Linked DNA regions of Homo sapiens: regions 2, 3 and 4 are each linked to region 1. Evidence: chromatin contacts called from ENCODE Hi-C or POLR2A ChIA-PET data. All regions are on one chromosome and are shown on one strand. Each heading gives the region's core, a stretch centred on a gene start or an enhancer-like site at or near the end of the contact. The rest is flanking DNA. Distances are from core to core; before and after follow the strand shown.

Region 1 (5,426 bases), core at 2,927-5,426:
TGAGCTTTTCTCTAATTCTCACTTGGAAAAAAAGCAGAAACACTGCTTCTTCCCATCTTGATTAACAGTGCTCTACTTAAAAAAGAAAACGAACATATTTCCAAATGTCCACATCTAAAGATGGAGAGCAAGAAAACAGAGCTGGATTCATTCAGGATGTTGCTGCTATCTGAAGGACTGATGTCGAATTCAGGAACCCAGTGAGGAGAGAAAGGAAGAGGGATCACCAGGGCCTTCTTCAGGGTGATGATGTGTTCCCAAGGCCACCTGGAGAGAGGCCTGGGGCAGCAAAAAATCAGCACACTTGCCTGCCTCACCAGGCTGCTGTCTGGTATCATCTCTTCCGTTCATTTCTGAGGTATTTTCTGAGGCCCTCACACTCTGAGGAAGCCCAGATGCCTGAGATGTCACAAAGCCATGCTGTACTTCAGAAGAGATGTCACAGAGAAGGACACCCCTCAGGAGTCATGGCCAAAGGTCATGTCCCATGTGCCTAGCTGGGAGGGACAGGTCCCCTAATGCCAAATATCTGGCTGCTACTCCACTTTGCAGACAGAAAACTCAGCTTTGTCTGCTCTCTCAGACCTCTGTCAACCTAGGAAAAGTGACACACACTGAACAAACACCACATGAGCTGTGTGTTTAAGTCATGTGGTTGCCTTTTGAAGGAGAGGGAGCTGGATAGAAAACTGGATTGAGCCAGACAACTACCCAGGGTACTCCCTCTACAACCAGATCAAGCCATTGATGAGAAGAATGTTAGGTGAACACAGAACCCAACGGGTAGTGCTGGGTCCACTCTGGGAGGCCTTCTGTTCAGCCGCGTGACCTGAGGGACAGAACGTAGCTCCTCTATAACCAAGGAACCTGGCAAACTATCCAAGAGGAGTGTCTTAGCACCCAGAACCCTACCTCAACCCCTTGCAGTGGTGGTCCTTATTGTAGGCCCCAGCTCTAATACCACTGATGGTTCCCTTTCATTCCCAAGGCCCTGCCCAGCTTACCTCCATTGACAGATCATCTTCCCAAGGTTAGGTTCCAGGTAACCCAGCTCATTTCTTGTGCACTTACTGGCCAGTTTTGATGTCAAATAGACGACGATGTCTTCTTTGATCTCCCCTCCTATTCTCAAGACCCCTCTTCCTGCTGGTCACATGCAGTATGTGATTAAGGTTGATGGAGGGATGAAGACCATAATGCTGTAAGGTCAGAGAGGGACTGGTCACTGAGGTAAAAGCAGGGGATCTGGAGAGAGAAGACTAAAGGCTAGGCCCAGGCTCTGTACCTGACCACCTATGCAGCGTCTGACAAGTCACCCAATTCTTCTGTGCTTCAGTTTTCACACACGTAAAATGAGGCTGGTAGTGCTGTACCTTCAGGCAGATGTATTTTGTAAATTGCCAAGTGCTCTGAAAATGTTGGTTGTTATCCTTGTGGACTGAAGTGTTCTGGGAAGAAGCAGAATATAAAGTTGGCCTTAAAGGTTGAGGAAGATTCAGGACATGTGGTCAGGAAGAGGATGGGCACTCCGGGATGGGAAACAGCATGAGCAAAGGCAAAAATGCAAATGGGATATACCAGGCACGGCTGCAGTAGAAAGCTTGTGTAAGGGAGAGGCTGGGGTAAGGCTGGAAAGGCAAGTGGGCTATATTCTGTTGGTCATAAGGAGCTACCGAACTTTTTGATCAAGTAAAAGAATGAAAGTCATGTTTTCGGAATACTAACGTGGTGGAGGTGTGAAGGATACAGAAATTGGAGGAGGGTTAGAATGCAGGCAGAGTGAACAAAGGAAGGTGTTGTAAACTCCAGTTAAGAGATATGATGGGGGCCTGAATGAAGGCAGGGCACTAAGGCTTAAACAGAGGAAGCACATTGGGGAGATACAGAAACAAAAGGATAGGGTGACAGTGTAGTAGAAGAAGAGAAGGCTTGGGGACAATTTTCATTATCTAGGTGGACAATGGTGCCACTCACCAAGACAGAGAATAAAGGAGAAGGCACCAGTGAGCAGTGCAGATTGAGTTCTTTGGATATGTTTACTTTGTCTGTAGAATGTCCAAGGAATACTAACCAGTAATTAAGTGACCATATGGGTGTGGAGCTCAGCAATAAGGATGTGAATTGAAGCCACCCAAGAAGACCATGTACTGTGAAAAGATAAGGACAAGGACAGAAGGCTGAGGAACATCAACATTCAAATGGTGGACAACGCTGGATGGAAGAACCTGAAAAGAAGACTGAAAAGTGACCAAAGAGTAGGAGGAAGGCAAGACTTTTTCTAGAAAAAGACGCCAACAGATTAAAGTACAACAGAAAGAACAAGTGATATGAAGAATAGGAAGAGTCCAATTTGGCAATTCGTTCATTAATGACATTAGTAAGAGCAATTTCACTGAAGTCACAGGCTGTGAGCTAGACCGCAGTGAACAATGGATGGGAAGGTGCAAATGGGCAGGATTTGTAGACTACTCTTTTGGGGAGCTTGGCTGTAAGGGCAAGGACATGGGAGAATTTTGGAATTTTTTTTTTTTTTTTTGAGACGGAGTCTCGTTCTGTCGCCCAGGCTGCAGTGCAGTGGCGCGATCTCGGTTCACTACAAGCTCCGCCTCCCGGGTTCACGCCATTCTCCTGCCTCAGCCTCCCGAGTAGCTGGGACTACAGGCGCCCACCACCACGCCCATCTAATTTTTTGTATTTTTAGTAGAGACGGGGTTTCACCGTGTTAGCCAGGATGGTCTCGATCTCCTGACCTCGTGATCCGCCCGCCTCGGCCTTCCAAAGTGCTGGGATTACAGAAGTAAGCCACCACGCCCGGCCAGAATTTTGGATATTTTAGCTAAAATATATTTTAGCTGAAGGGGGCAAGACAAAGAAAAATAAATAAATACACGCTCACACATACACACAGAGAATAACTGAGGGGATGGGATTTTAAAAATTTATTTCATTTTTCCCATGGGATCTATTAATAGACTAGCGAGGGGATGGGATCTTGAACACTGGTTGAAGGAACCGACTTAAGAGCGAAGACATGCTGCTATTAGCGAAGACAGGGAGGTGAGGGTAAGTTCATTTATTCACTCAACAATCACTAGTTGAGTGTGGATTAAAAAAAACAGTCCTTGACCACATAAGGAATTAGGTCTAGTAGGGAAGACAAACGTAGGTCAATAAATTACATAAGGGTTATACTAGATTGTGTGGTGGTACAGGTGGGGAAGCGAGCAACTGTCTGCATTGTGTCCAGGAAAGGGTCACAGGCGTGTTATGTAGATTCTGGAGAAAATTCAAAAATAGCATTTATTTTTACTTATTTACTTTTGTATGTGGAGACGAGGGTCTCACTATGTTGCCCAGGCTGGTGTTGAACTACTCGCCTCAAGAAATCCTCCCGCCTCGACCTCCCAAAGTGTTGGGACTACAGGTGTGAGCCACCGCGCCTGGCCTAAATGTGGCATTTAGAAAAAGTATTTACAACATCTGCATTAAAAGGACCATAAAGCAACCAGGCATCTAAGTCCCTGAAGCAATTTAAGTTGCTCAAACTTGAGAGGACAACCAAATGATAGCAAAAGGGCAAAAGAGAAAGGAAGCTGCAGTGCCCACTCAGAAGTGTGAGAGCGGGAGAAGGCATTTCGGGAGCCGCCCGAGCTTCAGGAAACCGAGCGAGACACCAGGTGGGCACACTGAGGATTAAAGAGGGCCTCGCGGTTCCGCACTGCGGCCGGGAGACAAACCAGTAGCCACTATCACCAGCCCCGGGCAGACCACTAAGAACTGTGGAGGTGCGCGGGGCGGCTCAGGGCTGGCGCATTTGGTGAGGAGCTCAGACAACGAGGCCCTTAGGGTCGGCTTAGGCGGTTCCCTGACCAAGGCGCCAGAAAAGGGCCTGGCTCAAGCAAGCACGGGCGGCGTGCAGTACAGCACACCTAGCCCCGATTCTTCAACAGTTCTCGCCCTCCGAGCCTAGCACAACGAGCCTCACCGAAACCGTACACCGCCACCAGGACACTCCGTGATGGGGGATCACCACCCTCAGAAAGAGGAAGCGACTAGCAGGCGCGCAATCCCGCGAGACCAGGAGGCCCCGCCCGAAGCCCGGCCTCTGTGACCGGAAGTGAGGCGTTTTGCCCCGCCCCCGTGGCCGATACCTCGCGAGACTTGGCGAAGGCCTTCCTTTTTCGTCTGGGCTGCCAACATGGTAGGTGTTTCGTTTCTTGCCTCCTCTTCCTTGCCGGCGGAGACCCCTAAGCTGTATTCCCATTGCCCCTAGTCATCCACTCCCTACCATGGTCGGGGCTTCCAGGCTGCGCATGGCCGCCTGCGGGGCAGGGTGGCCGGCGCGGGCCCGGGGCGGGGCTCCCGGAGCCGTGTGTTAGGCCCGCGGTTCGGATCTCTAGGACACGCGGGCCCCTGCGCTACCGTGGTGAGACCTCACGGCCCTGAGCGGATCGGTACCCTCAGCTTTCCCAAACGCTCCAGAAGTTAGGTCTTTGACCCACAGGCTTACAGGACCATCTCGGCTGGCGGGCATCGCCCCCTGCCCCTAATTCCTTAGGCCTTACCACCAAGCTTTTTCCACACAGCCATCCAGACTGAGGAAGACCCGGAAACTTAGGGGCCACGTGAGCCACGGCCACGGCCGCATAGGTAAGTGCCGGCTTCCCCTCGGGGTGGGCCTTGGGCTCTCTTCGGGTGCTTAGCTAGTCTGGAGATCGGTAGCCTATAAGTGGGTTAGAATAAGACCTTTTTGTGGTCAAGTTGCACAGCTGTTGATTTTTTTCTGACGATCCTCTAGTATTCCAGTTCTAAGGAATTTCACATCAGTGGGGTAATAGGAATTGAGCAGGCACGGTATTGGGTTAGTTGAAGACATGGAGTACTGTGGGAATGCTGTGATGTGGAACCTGAAAAGATGTTTCACCCGGAATCCTAAAGTAATCGCATTGCTGAAAACCGGCATCGGTAGGGTGGGAACAGCGTAAGCGGGACACAGAAGTCTGGGAAACACTCTGCTTTTGTGCGAGGAAGTATTGAGATGCATGAGAAGGCTGTGTGGTGCATGTAGCTTTTTTGTGTGTGTGTGAGACTGATCACTGTCGCCCAGGCTGGAGTGCAGTGGCGAAATCTCGGCTCACTGCAACCCCTGCCTGCCGGGCTCAAGCGATTCTCCTGCCTCAGCCTCCCGAGTAGCTGATATTACAGGTGTGCGCCACGACGCCCGGCTAATTCTTTTTCTATTTTTAGTAGAGTCGGGGGTTTCTCCGTGTTGGCCAGGCTGGTCTCGAACTCCTGACCTCAGGTGATCTACCCCCCCTCGTCCTCCTAAAATGCTGGGATTACAGGCATGAGCCATCACACCGGCCCCACGTAGCTTTGTATTCCTGCAGGCAAGCACCGGAAGCACCCCGGCGGCCGCGGTAATG
Region 2 (5,752 bases), core at 1,656-4,155, 4.3 Mb before region 1:
CAAAGCTACCAAGAACATACAGTGAGGAAAGGACAGTCTCTTCAATAAATGCTGCTGGGAAAACTGGATATCCACATGCAGAAGAATGAAACTACACTCCTATGTCTCACCGTATACAGAAATCAAATCAAAATGGATTAAAGACTTAAATCTAAGGCCTCAAACTATGAAACTATTATAAGAAAACATTGGGAAAACTCTCTAGGACATTGGACTGGGCAAAGATTTCTTTCAAATATCCCACAAGCACAGGCAGCCAAAGCAAACTTGGACAAATGGGATCACATCATGTTGAAAAGGTGCTGCACAGCAAAAGAAACAATCCACAAAGTGAAGAGACAGCCCACAGAATTGGAGTAAATATTTGTAAACTATCCATCTGACAAGGGATGAATAACCAGAATATATAAGGAGCTCAAACAACTCTATAGGAAAAAAAATAATAATCTGACTCAAAAATGGACAAAAGATCTGAACAGACATTTCTCAAAAGAAGTCATACAAATGACAAACAGGCATATGAACAGTTGCTCAACATCATTGATTATCAGAAAAATGCAAATCAAAACTACAATGAGATATAATCTCATCTCAGTTAAAATGTCTTTTCTCCAAAAGACAGGCTATAACAAATGCTGGTGAGGGTGTGGAGAAAAGGGTACACTCATATGCTGTTGGTGGGAAGGTAAATTAGTACAATCACTACAGAGAACAGTTTGGAGGTTCTTCAAAATACTGAAGATAGAGCTACCATATGATCCATCAATCCCACTGCTAGCATATACCCCAAAGAAAGGAAATCAGTATATCAAAGAGATATCCACACTTCCATGTTTACTGCAGCACGTTTCACAATAGCCAAGATTTGGAAGCAATCTAAGAGTCCATCAACAGATATATGGATAAAGAAAATGTGGTATGTATACACAATGGAGTACTGTTCAGTCATAAAATATAATGAGATCCTGTCATTCACAACAACATGAATGGAACTGGAGGTCATTATGTTAGGTGAAATAAGCCAGGCACAGAAACACAAACATTGTATGGTCTCACTCATTTGTAGAAGCTAAAAATTAAAACAATTGAACTCATGGAGTTAGATAATAGAAAGATGGTTACCAGAGGCTGGGAAGAGTAATAGGGAGGGTCTGTGTGTGGGGGAGAAGATGGGATGGTTAATGGGTACAAAAGTGGAGTGAATTAGATCTAGTATTTGATAGTACAACAGGGTGACTATAGTCAATAATTTAATTGTACATTAAAAATAAGAGTATAATTGCATAGTTTGTATTACAGATGATCAATGCTTGAGGTGATAGATGCCCCACTTACCCTGATGTGATTATTACACATTGTATACCTGTATCACAATATTCCATATACCCATAAATATACCTACTATGTGCCCACAAAAATTAAAAATATACTAAAAAAAGAAAAACAAAATGATGCAAAGGAAAATAAAAAATAAGAATAAAAATAATGGGTCAGGCACGGTGGCTCACACCTGTAATCCCAGCACTTTGGGAGGCCGAGGTGGGTGGATCACCTTAGGTCAGGAGTTCAAGACCAGCCTGACCAATATGGTAAAACCCTGTCTCTACTAAAAATACAAAAATTAGCTGGGAGTGGTGGTGGGCACCTGTAATCCCAGCTACTTGGGAGGCTGAGGCAGGAGAATTGCTTGAACCTGGGAGGCAGAGGTTGCAGTGAGCCAAGATTGTGCCATTGCACTCCAGCCTGGGTGACACGGCGAGACTCCCTCTCAAAAACAAAACAAAACAAAACAAGGCATAAAATTAATGGCAAAACAATTAATGTCAAAAACAGTAATTACTTTTGCACCGATCAAACAGTTTGTTGAATAAGTTTATTCCTGTTCTGAATAACAAGAACTCCTCCATTGTTTGGTCCATTGATCCAGTGAGACAGAAGGAGAAACTGAGTCCCTAAAAGAGGGAATGAAAATTGGCAAGAACCTCATAAAGCTGTTGACAGTTCTACTCTCATCATGTCCATTCCTGCTTAAACCCTCAGTGCTCATCCATCTCCTGTCGGGTACCAACAGGCCTCCATGTTGCTGAGAAATTATAGCTACTTTTTACCATGTACCTTCCATGTGCCAGAGATACTTCATGCTTTGAATATATCTTCATTAATCCCTCCTATAACGGCGGAAGTCAGTTGCATATATGTATGTAGGTGTATATGTATGTATACACACAGAGTAACAGGAACCGTGGCCAGCACTCCCTGGGCTCTTTTCTCAGCTGCTCCAAACTTAGTTTAGTTCCTGACAACACTTATTCTAGGACAAAGAATAATTCTGAAGGCCTATACATTTCTGGTTGAACATCCTAAACAGCCTGCCCCTCTCACCTCTGGAGGACTTTTGGACCTGGGAGTCTCCAGAATTGCAGACCTCCCCGACACTGGGCTCCCTACCCTCCTGGCTAGGCTGTAGTCCTGGCTATCCCAGCCACACCCAGCCGTCATCCTAGGTCAGGTGCCAGCATGGGGGCAGCCGGGCCCCTTCCCCTTCTGGGTAACTCCACAGTCACGTCCACAACCCAGCCTCCTCCCAGGTAGGGGGCAGCCGGGCCCCTTCCCCTTCTGGGTAACTCGGCAGTCAGGTCCACACCCCAGCCTCCTCCCAAGCAGGGGGCCAGCACCGGAAGCGCAGCTGGTCTTGGGTTGAGGGATCCCTGGTGGGAGAAGGGGCAAATGGGACCGGCTCAAGGATGGAGACTGGAAGGGGCTCTGCAACCCTGGGGCAGGGGAGAGAGGTCCCCTAGGAGGGCAGGGGTCCCTTGATCTAGTGGGGTTCACTCACCTTTACAGGGGACTCAACGCTGGTAGCCAGCTCCCTATTTCACTTTCAGTTTCCGCTCAGAAGCAAGTCTGAGAGGAAAGGGGAGGGAGGAGGAGGAGCCGTGGGAGGAGTGAGGGAGGAGCAGTGGGAGGAGCAGAGCCTTGAAAGGGTGTGTGGAGAAATGCGGCTGAGAAGAGAAGTCAGAGTTGAGCTGGGGGAGGCTTCAGAGGCTCTGCATGCCCAGGAGGCTTCTCTGAGACTGGGAAGGAGTGGAAACTCAGTAGCCCGTGGTCCTGGTTGCGCGCTCCCTCCCATGTCTTCATTATCTGATTTGGTAAAATATCTACAAGACGGGGGAGTCCGGGCTGCTTTCTTTGACACTGGTCATCACTCCACACCTAGACGCTATGTCCATGTCTGGAAGATGCTTTTAAGGAAGTTTTGATGCAGAGAAGAGTGGCCGGTGCTCTTCCTCGCGTGCCACCATCTGCTTACTTCCAGAAGCTAATTATTTTCATGTGACTGATGTGACTAATATTTTTTAACGCCTGCAGGTGAGTGATTTATTTCGCATGACCCCAAGGTGAGTGTCCCACCAGTGAGTGGTGAGAAGGAAATTGACATTTGACAACCAACTGTGTTCTTGTCACTGAGCTAGGGACATTCTCAGGTTATATTATTTTTATTTTTAATCGTAAAAATATAGAACATAAAATTTACCAAAGTAATTTTTTTAATTTTCAATCTTGTGTGTCTATAGTAGGTGTATATATTTGTGGGGTACATGAAATATTTTGATACAGGTAGAGCATACAATCCGTAATAATCATATCAGGGTAAGTGGGGTATCTATCCATCACCTCAAGCACTTATCATTTGTGTTATATACAATCCAGTTATATGCTTTTAGTTATTTTAAAATGATAAATTATCATTGACTGTATTCACCTTGTTATGCTATAAAATACTAGATCTTATTCATTCTCTCTCATGTATTTTTGAACCCATTAATCATTCCCCACTACCCTTCCCAGCCTTTGGTAACCATCATCCTCTCTATCTTCATGAGTTGGATTGTTTTAATTTTTAACTCCCACAAATAAGTGAGAACATAACAATTTGTTTGTTTGCCTGTGTTTGGTTTATTTTACTTAACATAATAATCCCCAATTCCATCCATCTTGTAGCAAATGAAAGGTTCTCCTTCTTTTTATGGCTGAATAGTGCTCCATTGTGTATGTGTACCACACTTTCCTTATCCATTTATCTGTTGATGGACACTTACGTTGCTTCCAAATCTTGGCTATTGTGAATAGTGCTGCGATAAACATGGGAGTGCAGATATCTCTTTGATATACTGATTTCCTTTCTCTTGGATATATACCTAACAGTATTTCTTCTGGGTATATACCTAGCAGTATCCAGTAGGATTGCTAGATTACATGGTAGCTCTATTTTCAGGTTTTTTTTTTTTTTTGAGGAACCTTCAAATTGTTTGCCATAGTGTTTGTACTAATTTCCATTCCCATTGACAGTGTATGAGGGTTCCCTTTTCTACATATCCTTGCCAGCATTTGTTATTGCCTTTCTTTTGGTTAAAAGACATTTTAACTGAGGTGAGATAATATCTCGTAGTTTTGATTTGCATTTCTCTGATGATCAGTGGTGTTGAACACATTTTCATATATCCATTTGCCACTTGTATGTCTTCTTCTGAGGAATGTCTATTCAGATCGTTTGTCCATTTTTGAATCAGATTATTATATTTTTTTCCTATAGAGTTGTTTGAGTTCTTTGTATATTCTGGTTATTAATCCCTTGTCAGATGGATAGTTTGCAAATATTTACTCCAATTCTGTGGGTTATCTCTCTACTTCATTGTTTCCTTTGCTGTGCAGAAGCTTTTTAACTTGATGTGATCTCATTTGTCCAGTTTTGCTTTGGTTGCCTGTGCTTATGGAATATTTGAAAGAAATTTTTGCCCAGTCCAATGTCCTGGAGAGTTTCCCCAATATTTTCTTGTAGTAGTTTCATAGTTTGAGGCCTTAGATTTTTTTTTAAATTATACTTTAAGTTCTAGGGTACATGTGCACAACATGCAGGTTTGTTACATATGTATACACGTGCCATGTTGGTGTGCTGCACCCATTAACTCATTTACATTGGATATATCTCCTGATGCTATCCCTCCCCCCTCCCCCCACCCCAGGACAGGCCTCAGTGTGTGATGTTCCCCTTCCTGTGTCCATGTGTTCTCATTGTTCAATTCCCACCTATGAGTGAGAACATGCGGTGTTTGGTTTTCTTGTCCTTGCAATAGTTTTCTGAGAATGATGGTTTCCACTTTCATCCATGTCCCTACAAAGGACATGAGCTCATCCTTTTTTATGGCTGCATAGCATTCCATGGTGTATATGTGCCACATTTTCTTCATCCAGTCTATCATTGTTGGACATTTGGGTTGGTTCCAAGTCTTTGCTATTGTGAATAGTGCCACAATAAACATATGTGTGCATGTGTCTTTATATCAGTATGATTTATAATCTTTTGGATATATACCCAGTAATGGGATGGCTGGGTCAAATGGTATTTCTAGTTCTAGATCCTTGAGGAATCACCATACTGTCTTCCACAATGGATGAACTCGTTGACAGTCCCACCAACAGTGTAAAAGTGCTCCTGTTTCTCCATATCCTGTCTATCACCCATTGTTTCCTGACTTTTTAATGATCGCCATTCTAACTGCTGTGAGATAGTATCTCATTGTGGTTTTGATTTGCATTTCTCTGATGGCCAGTGATGATGAGCATTTTTCCATGTGTCTGTTGGCTGCATAAATATCTTCTTTTGAGAAGTGTCTGTTCATATCCTTTGCCCACTTTTTGATGGGGTTGTTTTTTTCTTGTAAATTTGTTTGAGATCTTTGTAGATTCTGGA
Region 3 (5,752 bases), core at 2,313-4,812, 4.1 Mb before region 1:
CATTCAATGCCAAATGACTACTTGCAGCACTGCTAGGAGGAGTTTGCAGGTCAGGTGTAGCCTTGACCATCTATATAAGAGCCTCATGCCTAAACTCATCCAAGGCATCCAGAATCTCAGTTAAAACCCAAACTGTTTTCCTTCACATTCTCATTACTGAAATCAGCCTTGGGTTAGGAATTGAGCCCTGTTAGGATGTAGGTGTAGAGGAAGTGGGAGAGCAGGAAATCAAGGAAGGTCATGAATACAAGGAAAGGTATAGCTCTCTGTATCAGATTCCAGGGATCTCTGGGTGTCAGGAACCAAAGGAGTTAGCTCTCAGTCTGTGGTGCTGGTGGTCAAGCCCTTGATCTAGAAACAGCCAACTTGGGGCCGGGGTTAGACTGGAGTGGCCAGCTTCCATCTCTCACCTTGTACTCCCAGGCAACATCCTCCATTGGCACAACACTGTGGGCCTCATGCTCTGGGGACTGGCTGCAGGCCTCACACATTATCAAGACATCCTCTTTGCAGAACATCTTCAGCTTTTCCCCATGGCGCTCACACAGGTCACCCTTCAGCCCCATTCCTGGATGTAGCCTTAGCAGACGGACTTTTTCTACAACATTGGCCAGCTGCCAATTAGGCCGCAGGTTCCTTGGCTGGACAGGAGCTCGACAGAGGGGACAGGTGTAACCCCAGTTCTGGGATTCTCCTGGGATCTCCCAGAGTCCAGAGAGACAGCTGTGGCAGAAGCTGTGGCCACAGTCAATGCTCATGGGCTCCCTCAGGAAGGTCATACAGATGGGACAGGCCACTTCTTCCACAATGGCTTCCACCAAGGCTGTGGGATCCATGGTTCCTTCTCACACCCTCCTCAGAACATGAATGAAACCAGGGAGAAGTAGTAAAGGCTGAGAAGAAGAAAAGAAAGACAAATAAGAGAAAAAGGTAACAGAGGAACAGAGAGATCAGTAACAGGAATAATTAATTTCTGGGGGAAAACCACCTTCCTTTTGACCCTTTACTGACCTTCTTTAATAAGCATTGGCCTTTCCAACTGAAGGGTGCATGGTCTGAACGGGCCACATTACTCATACCATGAAGGGGATAATGGGGATGCCTAAGTGAGTGAATATTGGGAGTCCTCGGTTTTCATTCACTTGGTCAACTCTGATTTTCCTCTGGGTTTGCTCTACTTGACCATTACCACTCCAATCATGCTCTACAAATCAGCATTATTTCTCTTAAACTTGGGTAAGTTCACATAAAATGTGGTATTTCAGTATCTGAAGTAAGGCCATAAATACCTCCAGCCTCACTCTCTGGTATGTTTATATTTACATTAATATAATTCAAAGTGTCAAAAGGTAGTATGCCAGAAGCCCATTGCCTACAAGCTCAATTTGTTTTCTTGTGTTGCACACTAAAATGCAAAAACTGTAAAGGAAACAGCAGTTCTTTTCCTGTGCCTTTTAAACCCCTGCCCACTGCTCCAGCACTAATGTACTTATTATTCACCAAGATGTCAAGGTAGTCTTCTGAGCTTTTAGTGATATGCTAGAAGCAGAGATGAAATAACATCCCTTGGAGATTAAAACAAAGATCATTTGATGATCATCACACCCATATTGATGAAATCACTACACCAGCAAGAAATCTGAGATTTTTGCCAGGGCCACATATGGGCATGGAACTTGGTCAATGGCAGGCTCTTGGCTCAGTTGGCAATATTTATTCATTCACTTTGCTAGTTTGTGTTACCAGCTAGAATCTATACAAGGAAGGGACATGTTGATCCTAGTTCCTGTTGTATCCTCAGCACCTAAACAGCACCTGCAATGCAGATATTGCTGAGTAAATATTTGTTGAATGAATTAACCAGCTAGACATAGGAAATAGTTCCTAAACCCAAAATCCTTTTAGCATTTGTGAGGTAAATTGAGAGCATACATTAATAATAAAAGCAAGCACTCTTTGAGCAGTTCTATGATGTGCCAGGCACTGTTCTGAGCACTTTACATGAATTAAGTTGGTTTATTTCACAACCCTAGGCAGAGGCCATTATTGTTCTCATTTTACAGATGTTTGGCTTGGGGCTCTGCCATCTATCTTGGGCAAATTTCTTAACCTCTTTAGCTTTAAGGTATAATACAAATTCAAGAGGAGAGAAAAATCACTGTGGTTTAGCGCAGTCCAGTAGCAGGAAGCAGGAAGCAGAGCAGTAAATCTTGCAGGACTCTGATATGCCATTGGCAGGGCATGCCTTCTCACTAGACTCCCTGCCTCCTGCTTTTCTTCCTCCCACTATCACTACCAAACTGTGGGATCCAGTATCCTAAAACCTCATTTTGGTAAATCACTAACTTACTAAATAATCTATCCTGGCTCCCGGTTAACAAGATCTCTCCTTGAAACAGCACCTGTGCCCAGCTAGGCAAAGGAATAAACTTCCACACACTCCCGCAAACCCCTCGTCCATTCAATCTACCTGACTTGGGTGCCTGCTATTCTCCCAGCTGAAAATGACTTCTACATGATCCTGCCTTTGACGTCATTTGCCATGTATTCGTCTATTGTCTTACTTCCCATACTAGAACTTTTTCATGTGGATAGGGTCATTGTCTGTTTTGTCCATTTCTATTTCCCCAGTGCCAAGAACAGTGCCTCAAATACTTGTTGAATACGTGAAAACTAAATGTAAATGTTGAGTTCCAACCGATAGTAGATTGAAAGTGGAGGATGTGTTAATATCCTTAGCTAAGTCAGTAGAGACATTAAGAGACACCATCTAAAGTCAATAAAACAATAAATGGAAGTTGATACCCATTATTTAAAGCTACAAATGGAAGACCTAAAATAGCGATGGAAAATTGACAAGATTGTGGCAGTAAGAAAGTAAGGCAAAGAAATATCAAAATGATAAATCCAGAAATACAGTGGAACGCATATTATTTTGATTTAGGGTGCTAAAAACATCTAAATGGGGACAAACTAAAAGTGGCAGCCTCTGCAAAGATCTGGGGATGGGTAGTTACTGCTCTTCAAAATAAGACCTGCTTTAATGTTTGACTTTTTATTATACATGAATTACTTTGAGAAAATTCAAATAATTAAACGTTCGGTTGCTTTGACTGTGCCTTCCGTAGGGTACAGCGAGAGTCTGAGAAGGGCATTTGAGAAGGGGGCGGGGCCTGGAAGACTTCCAGTTAGGACCCCAGCGGGAAGGGAGTCGAGGGGCGGGCGGTAACCTCCGGAGTCAGGGAGCAGCTCCTGGCCTGGCCACAGGGCGTTGGGCAGGTCCCCAGGACAGCGGGCGGGTGGGGGTAAAGTGAGCGTGCGGGATCTGACTTCAGAAAAGGCAGAGTTATCTACCCACCTCCCTCCTCGGCCCGGACTGGCGCTTCGCGGCGGAAACTCAAAGTGAAGAAGCCTGGTTCCGCAGCGTCCAATGGCCCAGCGTCAGAAGCTGCCGTTCCCGGCAGCTCAGCACTTAGGGCCAGAGAGCGGCAGAGGCCCAGAACCCAAAGCCCGGCAGCGCAGGCCCAGTAGCCCGCAGCTCCCAGAATACTACACCCGGCTCTAGGCCCCGCTCGCGGGACGGCAGCCAATGAGCGGCCGGCTGGGCCCAGGTTGGCTTCGCCCAGGGGGCGGTGTGTTTGTGGGGGCAGCCAATCACAGGCAGGGACCAGGGTACCCCTAGCCAATTGGTGATGAGACGGGGGTTTCGGCGCTTCTAGGCATGTCAATGTTTTTTCTCTACTTCCTGGGTTTTTCTGGTCCCTTCACCGACTCAGATTCCCTTAAACTGTAGAGGGTTCTAGGAGTTAGTTCTAGGATAGGTCAAAGGATTGAGGCTCCCAAATGATGCCGCTCAGGCACTGCATTAAGAGAGGCTCAGGTGGCTATTCATTTGCCAGTTTGACTTGTTAAACTCAGAAGCCTGAGATTGGCCAAGTCTGGTTCTGTGACCCATCTTAGCAAAGGGTTGGGCGCACATATGGTGTGGACTCTGCTGTTCCTGGCAAGATTCGCGACCTCTCATGGTTCCAGGCTTTAAATACTGGGTTCTTAAACAAAACAAAACAAAACAAAACAAAACCCTCTCTTTTTTCGTTTTTACTTCAGCAACCAGCTTGTCATCACTATTGCCACAATCCACTTTTAGAGTGAAAAACAGACAACAGAGACCGGGAGTTGATGGAGAAATGGAAACCCTGGTCAAAAATTGTCATTAAAAAAGGAAAAAAAAATTAAACAACTGGTATCCCTTCCTCACCCAAACACATAGACACATGCACGCACACACAAAAACTGTTACTTAAGACAGTGATATGGGTTTTTCTTTGTACTCCCAGGGCCTTGTCCTTCTCTTGACACTTAGGTTTTAATAAGCAAGTGAAGGCACCTCCTATCCGCATAGAAAATAACCAGGAAATCTTCCAATTGAAGCTCGGTTCCAAATTATATAATATCTTAATTGTTAGGACAGATACTCCAGAATGCTCATGCCAGTGTCTGAGCCCCGGCCATGGTTAAAATTCTGAAGGGTGAGGCCCAGAAATTTCCTGCAACAAATAGGTCTATGAGAAAAAACAAAAGTATCTTAGGTCTGAGCTGTACCCTCTGTCTCACCCAGTTTTGGAGAAATGGCTGCTCTAATAGAATAATGAATGGATTAATTGAAATAAGCCATTTTAAACATTTATTTAACATCAATTTTCTTGACAATATTTTACTGGGTGCTGGGATTACAACTATGGGACATATAGTCTCTGCCTTTAAGGAGCTGAAGGTCAAGTTGGTTGTACTGCTCTGGAATCTCTGTGAAGTTAAAACAGTTAATGGGGAGATCATTTTCATGTGTAAGGTGCAATTTGTAACTATGACGGACTGTCAAGAACCCTGGCAATCAGGGTAGCTGGGGGTGGGGGCTTGCGTTCATGTGGGGAAGGCTGGAGAGAGGGCTTTTGAAGACAGACCAGTTTACTTCCAAGGCATAGAAGCTTTCCTTTACAGATGTCTTCAGAATGTTTTGTTTGTTTCTTTATTTGTTTGCTGTGAGACAGGTGTGTCCAGGTGAGGCTCTGTCGTGGACAAATTCCACAGCTGTAGCTGCAGACCCCAACCCTCTGCCCTGAATCCAGGATAGACCAGGACAACAAGATGAGTGGCTAACTGTAGGATGGTGTCCATCTGTGCTCTAGGGGAGGAGTAGCATCAAAGGAGAAGCAAGAACTGAGAACTGTTTGGGGCACTGAAGAAGTAGGACTAAGGAAGAGTTAGGGGGTTAGTACAAATCTGAGGCCTGGTTTTCTGGAAAGAGACCAGAGACTGACCTTATTGCATGTCATACAACATGCTTGCTTAGAGACCCCTAATTTATTTTCTTCTCTTACTCTTTCTGAGGAAGCATGAGCCACACCCTCAGTTAGTTTTGTATAATCTTAGGCTTGATGAGAATATAATCTTAGTCTTGAAGGCTTTAAAGGGGAAGAAATAGCTGTCTGTGTTAGTGGTGTGTCAGTCAGCAGGAGAACCTGCTAGGGGTGGAAGGAGGAGGGTAGGAGTATAGCCTAGACCATGAGTAGATACCCCGCTCCACCTTGAAAGTCTCCTACTGGACCTCTTATGATGGAGTTAATACCTCCTGTTTCCTCTATTCCAGATTGTTTTCAGTTTCCAGAAGGCAAAACTGACATCTCCCAGGAGTCCAAGTAGGAGATTAGGGCCTCCCGTCCCTATCTACTCAGTGCTAGCCTTGGCTAAGAGA
Region 4 (5,752 bases), core at 1,427-3,926, 3.1 Mb before region 1:
GTCCCGGCTACTTGGGAGGCTGAGGAAGGAGAATGGCGTGAACCCGGCAGGCGGAGCTTGTAGTGAGCCGAGATCACGCCACTGCACTCCAGCCTGGGCGACAGAGCGAGACTACCTCTCAAAAAAAAAAAAAAGAAAAAAAGAAAAATTAGCTGGACGTGGTGGCGCATGCCTGTAATCCCAGCTACTCAGGAGGCTGAGGTAGGAGAATCGAACCTGGGAGGCGGAGGTTGCGGTGAGCCAAGATCATGCCATTGCACTCCAGTCTGGGCGACAAGAACGAAACTCCATCTCAAAAAAACAAACAAACAAATAAAAAAAACCGGAAAAAACTCAAGTGAACAAAATGAATGATGAAAAATTGAATGTCATCCACACAGAACTGATGGGCTAAGGTAATATACACATCTCAACACATGCTTTAACAAATCTGTCTGATGCTTTACTATTGTAAATGAAAGAGTATCTGAGAAAACTCTCAATCAATTTAGGAAGTTTATTTTGCCAAGGTTAAGGATGCACCCATGACAGCCTCAGGAGGTCCTGACAACATGTACCCAAGGTGGTCAGGGCACAGCTTGGTTTTATACATTTGAGGGAGATGTGAGACATCAATCAATATATGTCCGCAAAGGCGGGACAGCTGAGTCCGGAAGGGGGTTTCCAGGTCATAGGTAGATAAAAGACAAACAGGTTGCATTAAGCAATAGGGCAAAGGAAGTAACCAGATATTCATTTATCTCACCTGAGCAAAGGGGTGACTTTGAGTTCTGTCTGGAGCTTTTTTTTTTTTTTTTTTTTTATCTTAGTAGCTGTCTTTTTTTGGAATAGAATGGGAGCCAGGTTTGCCCTAACCAGTTCTCAACCTGACTTTTCCCTTTGGCTTAGTGATTTTTGGGTCCCGAGATTTTCTTCCCTTTTACACTATCTAAATGTATTAGTTACCAATATTGAAATAAGGAAAAGAAATCTGAAAGTATTAGGTTGGTACAAAAGTAATTGCGGTTCTTGCTATTATAATACTTTTATTTATTTTGTTTATTTTTATTTTTTTATTTTTTGAGACAGAGTCTTGCTCTGACACCCAGGCTGGAGTGCAGTGGTGCGATCTCGGCTCACTGCAACCTCCGCCTCCCGGGTTCAAGCAATTCTCCTGCCTCAGCCTCCTGAGTAGCTGGGATTACAGGCGCATGCCACCATGCCCGGCTAATTTTTTTTTTTTTTTTTTGTAATTTTAGTAGAGACGGGGGTTTCACCATGTTAGCCAGGGTGGTCTCGAACTCCTGACCTTGTGATCCGCCCGCCTCAACCTCCCAAAGTTCTGGGATTACAGGTGTGAGCCACCACAGTTGGCTTTATAATACTTTTAATTTCAAAAGCCGCAATTACTTTTGCACTAACCTGATAGTAATTGACTCCCTTAAAAGTAGTCAAAGCATATTCCCAAGGTATTGGATGTGGATACATTTTTGTGGGAAAGTTGTTAAACTTCCAACAAGTTTATAATTGTCCTTGATCACCATGCATGAGTCAGATGGAGAGGGCAAAAATGAAAATTGTACCTTGTCAGGTGGTTTCCAAAGGTGGCACCTTTTATTATGTAATGTGCTCTACAGGAGGTAGACTAGGATTGTTTTGATGCATACAGCACAGAAAATGAATCTATCAACTTATATTCCTCATGAAAATGGAGCATGCTGTTTGTGGAGGCACAATGTGGGGTCATCCTGTGACCAAACGAGTGGCAACTCTTGTTCAAGTTTCCTCCTCGTTCGGTTTGATTTCAAGGTTACCTCAGTTTCAAAGCAGCCCTTTCTGTCCAGGGCACAAAACTCCTGATTTACTACTTACAACTAGTGGTTCTCAGCCTCAGATTCGCGTAAAAATTACCTGGAAGACTTTTCATTTTTAAATAATGTTACTGATATATATGTTATATGCAATAATATGCACCCATTTACTGTGCACAGTTTGATGAGTTTTGAAAAAGTTTTACCCCTTTTAAAGATTTAGAGCATTTCCAACACTCCCAAAAGTTCCCCAGGTCCTTTGTAGCCAACTTTTCTCAGCACCATCCACCTCTCCGCCACCCATCCTCCATCTCCTAGCGGGTGACATGGTACTTTGGTAGGTAGCACACAAGTGGATCGTTGGAGCTGAAGGATAATTCAAATTGGTAAACTGATTCGAGGGACCATGTGCAACCATGAAAGTGGTAGGAGAAGGGGAGTTGGGTGTTTAGCTGGCCTGGGAGGCAGGGAAGGTTAAAACAGGGCTTTTCAAACACAGCACTATTGATGTTTTGGAATGGATCATTCTTTGCTGTGGGAACTGTCCCATACATTGTAGAATGCTTAGCGGCATCTGTGACCTGTACCCACTAAGATGCCAGTAGCATTCCCCTAGTTAACAACCAAATATCTCTTCAGACATTGCCAAATGTGCCATCTAGTGCAAATCCTCCATTCTGCCCTCGAGAATCACTGGATTAAGAGCATTACCTTCTGTCCAGAGGCTCTAAAGGACTACACAGCTCATTTCACCTAGACGCTCCTTCCCCTTTTCTCTTCCTGACAGCCCCAAAAATTTCACTTTCATTTCTCAGGCAGTTCCTCCTCAGGAGGGAGGGACTTCTTCACACAGAGGAACCTCATTTGTTGAATGAATCCTGACCACACCCACCCTGGCTTTTCTTCACCTCTTCAACCAGGAGCCGAGATTTCTGTTGCTCTGAAGGTGTGTGGGGAGGTTTGTGGGGGGTAGAGGGTATGAGACTCCAGGAGAAAAGTTCTCAGTGAAGTTAGGGGAATTTGATTTATGGCCCCAAGTCTCCCCTGCTCTGTCGGGAGCAAAGGCTAGCTTGCAGGCTTCCTGCTTTGAGTGCACACTGATAGCAGCCTAGAGTCTGGGGAGGGACAGCCTTGAAAGCAGTGTTAAAGAGGCAGAAGGCCGCCTTTGTTTTCTGGGGTGTCTTTTTTTCCTCCAGGCTGAATCTATTTCCATTCCCTTCCTATTGTATAATTTTGATTTTCTACCTTGCAAAGGAAACAATTCTCTCTCTCTCTTTCTCTCTCTCAAAGAGATGAACAGAAGATCTCTTATTTTCCACCTCCTACTCCCTCCTCAAAAGAGAAGTTGGTGAAAGGAGGTCTCTGTTTTCCAAGTGTGTGCAGGGCTTAGCTCCTAGTATGTGGCGTCAGATAGAATGGAGCCATGGGAGCACGGCCAGGGGTTGAAGTGGGTTCTTTTGCTGCCCTCCTGGCAACCACTAAGGGGCTTTCTGTGGCCATCCTCACGTATTCTTAGTCCTTGGCCTCCCTGACAATAGCAGGTTGAGTGATGTGACTGCCGCACACCGCTCTGTTCCCTCTGTTCCTATGTCTTTCTGCAGGTCTCAGGGCTCTCCTTGCACATCCCTGAACATACCTGTTTACTTTTACTTCAGTAACCCATGTGCTACCAGCGTCTTCACCTGTCTCAGAACTTGCTCCTCATCATTCTTCCTCTTAGACACACCTTGGCATTGATTTGTAACCTCAATTTGTTATTGCTTTTCTTTGCTCACAATTACTTAACAGAAGTTGTTCATTGTGGGCTCAGAAGGAGCCCACGGATTTAATCTTCTTGTTAAGAATTTGATATAGAGTATGTCCTATCTTAAGCTCACTTGTGAGCAATTTGCACCTTGATTGATATGTTACAGATATTCTGACACATGCCATTCTGGCCTCTGCTCTCACCCTTCAGAGTTCACTGTAACTGCCATCCTGTGTCTCTGCCTTACTCCTGGGTAGAATCCATGTCTGCCTACATACTGACTGTCTCCCAGAGGCGTCTAGTCAGGCACAAGACCCAACATATGGGATAAAATTGATTATAAAGCAGGCTGCTAATGTAAAAACGTGCAATTAGCATCCATTTAACATTCAATAAATATGAAATATACGTGGAAGCCTACATCCAAATAGAAAGTGATCATAGACCATATCGATGAATGTTAGAGTACACAAGAAGATGACTAATACTATGGAGTAACATCTTCAAGAAGTTACATTAGGGTAATGACTCTGTAAAGACCTCATGAAGGCCTTGCAACTTTAAATAGTTTTTATGAAAGTTTTAAATAGTTTTCATTGTAAGAACACATTTGAGTAGAATCTTAAGAATGCGAGGAAATTAAAGGCTTTAATGGTTTTTCCCACGGGCTTAAAAGGAGAACAGTGTGGAAGATTAAGATGGGAGTGTGCCTGGAGAGGCATAAAAGGTGAGTTCTTACCAGGCGCGGTGGTTCACGCTTGTAATCCCAGCACTTAGGGAGGACAAGGCAGGAAGATCACCAGAGATCAGGAGTTCAAGACCAGCCTGGCCAATGTGGTGAAACTGTGTCTCTACTAAAAAAATGCAAAAATTAGCCGGGTGTGGTGGCGGATGCCTGTAGTCCCAGCTACTCGGGAGGCTGAGGCAGGAGAATCAGTTGAACCCAGGAGGTGGAGGTTGCAGTGAGCCAAGATCTCGCCATTGTACTCCAGCCTGGGGGAAAAGAGCAAGACTCTGTCTCAAAAAAAAAAAAAAATATGGTGAGCTCTGAGGATTGAGGCAGTGGGAAGGCATGTGTGATGTGGACCTAACTGGACCATTATGAAGTCTGGCCTCGCTCTGGGTGGCATGGGTTTGAACAGGAGAGTGACATGATTGACATCTGCTTTAAGGTGATCACTCTGTCTACTGATGTAAGAACAGAGATGAGAGCAGAGTGAAGAAGGACAGTGATGGGTGGGCACAGTAGCTCACACCTGTAATCCCAGCACTGTGGGAGGCCAAGGCGGGTGGATCACCTGAGGTGGATCATGAGTTTGAGACCAGCCTGGCCAACATGGTGAAACTCTCTCTACTAAAAATACAAAAATTAGCTGGGCGTTGTGGCAGGCACCTGTAATCCCAGCTACTCGGGAGGCTGAGGCAAGAGAAGCGCTTGAACCCAGCAAGCAGAGGTTGCAGTGAGCCGAGATCATGCCACCACACTCCAACCTGGGTAACAAGAGCAAAACTCCGTCTCAAAAAAAAAGGAAGGGCAATGATAGTATCAGCAAGACTAGTGGAAGAACAATTTCCTGAATTCAGGTGGTTTCTACCAGAGTGGTGGCAGTTGAGGTGGTTGGAAACTAATTTGAAAAAAAACTCTTTCAGCATATTCTCACGAAGTAACAGACAGAAAAAGACATTAGGGATTGCTTAATGAAAATGATTCTATGTTAAAAAATAGCTTTTTGGAGATATATTGACCAGAACACTACAGCTCTTGGGGAGAGAGTCATTAATGTGGTATAGATTGGGCCCTGGACTCTAAGGAGTAGCTGAAGCAAGAACTCAGTGCACAGAGGAATGGGGAGGAGATGCTACAATGTTTCTGAGCTCTCAGGGTCTCTGGATGTCAAAACAGGCTCTACTTTCCTTATTGGCAGTTTCTGACCAAGAATCCAGAAGAAGTGTCTAGGATATTGTCTAGAAACTTCAAAAGACATCCTCCCCTAAAAGTCACTCGTAGAGACACTCTAATTTTACTATCTACCTGCAGAGAGACTTAAAGTTTGCATTATCATATCCAGATGTTAGGAGTCCAGATGTTAGGAGAAGACTCAAATGAAGGGTATAATCACCTGGCAGCTATGGTAACCAGGTAACCTGGGAGTTCTGTCAGGCCAATGGCACTCATGTTCCCTTCTCTACCTCCCTGACTGCTGCTGGGCTTGAG

Evidence for each region. A loop is a pair of places that touch in the nucleus more often than their neighbours do. ChIA-PET counts read pairs that join two places held with the same protein, here RNA polymerase II (POLR2A). Pooled maps may share reads with other maps.
Region 2: a map of naive thymus-derived CD4-positive, alpha-beta T cell shows a loop between it and region 1 (17-fold over the local background). The contact joins the promoter of TRIM21 here to the promoter of RPL27A in region 1. A Hi-C loop is called at or near these places in 3 of 168 maps with a recorded cell type or tissue (CD4-positive, alpha-beta memory T cell and naive thymus-derived CD4-positive, alpha-beta T cell) and 6 of 50 pooled maps. POLR2A ChIA-PET finds 5 or more read pairs at or near these places in 1 of 52 experiments (CD4-positive, alpha-beta T cell).
Region 3: a map of CD8-positive, alpha-beta T cell shows a loop between it and region 1 (12-fold over the local background). The contact joins the promoter of TRIM68 here to the promoter of RPL27A in region 1. A Hi-C loop is called at or near these places in 2 of 168 maps with a recorded cell type or tissue (CD8-positive, alpha-beta T cell and tibial artery) and 7 of 50 pooled maps.
Region 4: a loop to region 1 is called in a pooled map, with 9 times the contacts of the local background. The contact joins the promoter of TRIM34 here to the promoter of RPL27A in region 1. A Hi-C loop is called at or near these places in 2 of 37 single-sample maps with no recorded cell type and 5 of 50 pooled maps.

The regions. Positions count from the first base shown.
Region 1 is chr11:8,678,616-8,684,041 of GRCh38, forward strand. It overlaps RPL27A (ribosomal protein L27a), which reads left to right and starts at 4,177. Exons shown (of 5, transcript NM_000990.5): 1 at 4,177-4,201; 2 at 4,587-4,650; 3 at 5,391-5,426. The coding sequence starts at 4,199. TRIM66 (tripartite motif containing 66) reads right to left here and starts at 4,050. Exons shown (of 25, transcript NM_001388022.1): 1 at 3,986-4,050; 2 at 1,286-1,448; 3 at 1,005-1,199. RefSeq lists enhancers at 3,607-4,806, 3,670-3,739, 3,940-4,129, 4,456-5,098 and a silencer at 4,250-4,449.
Region 2 is chr11:4,390,797-4,396,548 of GRCh38, forward strand. TRIM21 (tripartite motif containing 21) reads right to left here and starts at 2,906. Exons shown (of 7, transcript NM_003141.4): 1 at 2,837-2,906. RefSeq lists enhancers at 2,797-3,006, 3,027-3,086.
Region 3 is chr11:4,604,669-4,610,420 of GRCh38, forward strand. It overlaps TRIM68 (tripartite motif containing 68), which reads right to left and starts at 3,563. Exons shown (of 7, transcript NM_018073.8): 1 at 3,359-3,563; 2 at 411-893. The coding sequence starts at 836. RefSeq lists silencers at 3,128-3,207, 3,518-3,727.
Region 4 is chr11:5,622,325-5,628,076 of GRCh38, forward strand. TRIM34 (tripartite motif containing 34) reads left to right here and starts at 2,677. Exons shown (of 8, transcript NM_021616.6): 1 at 2,677-2,736. All of the region lies in intron 7 of TRIM6-TRIM34 (TRIM6-TRIM34 readthrough), which reads left to right. It also overlaps a transcript of TRIM5 not described here. RefSeq lists enhancers at 2,286-2,365, 2,456-2,725, 3,096-3,195.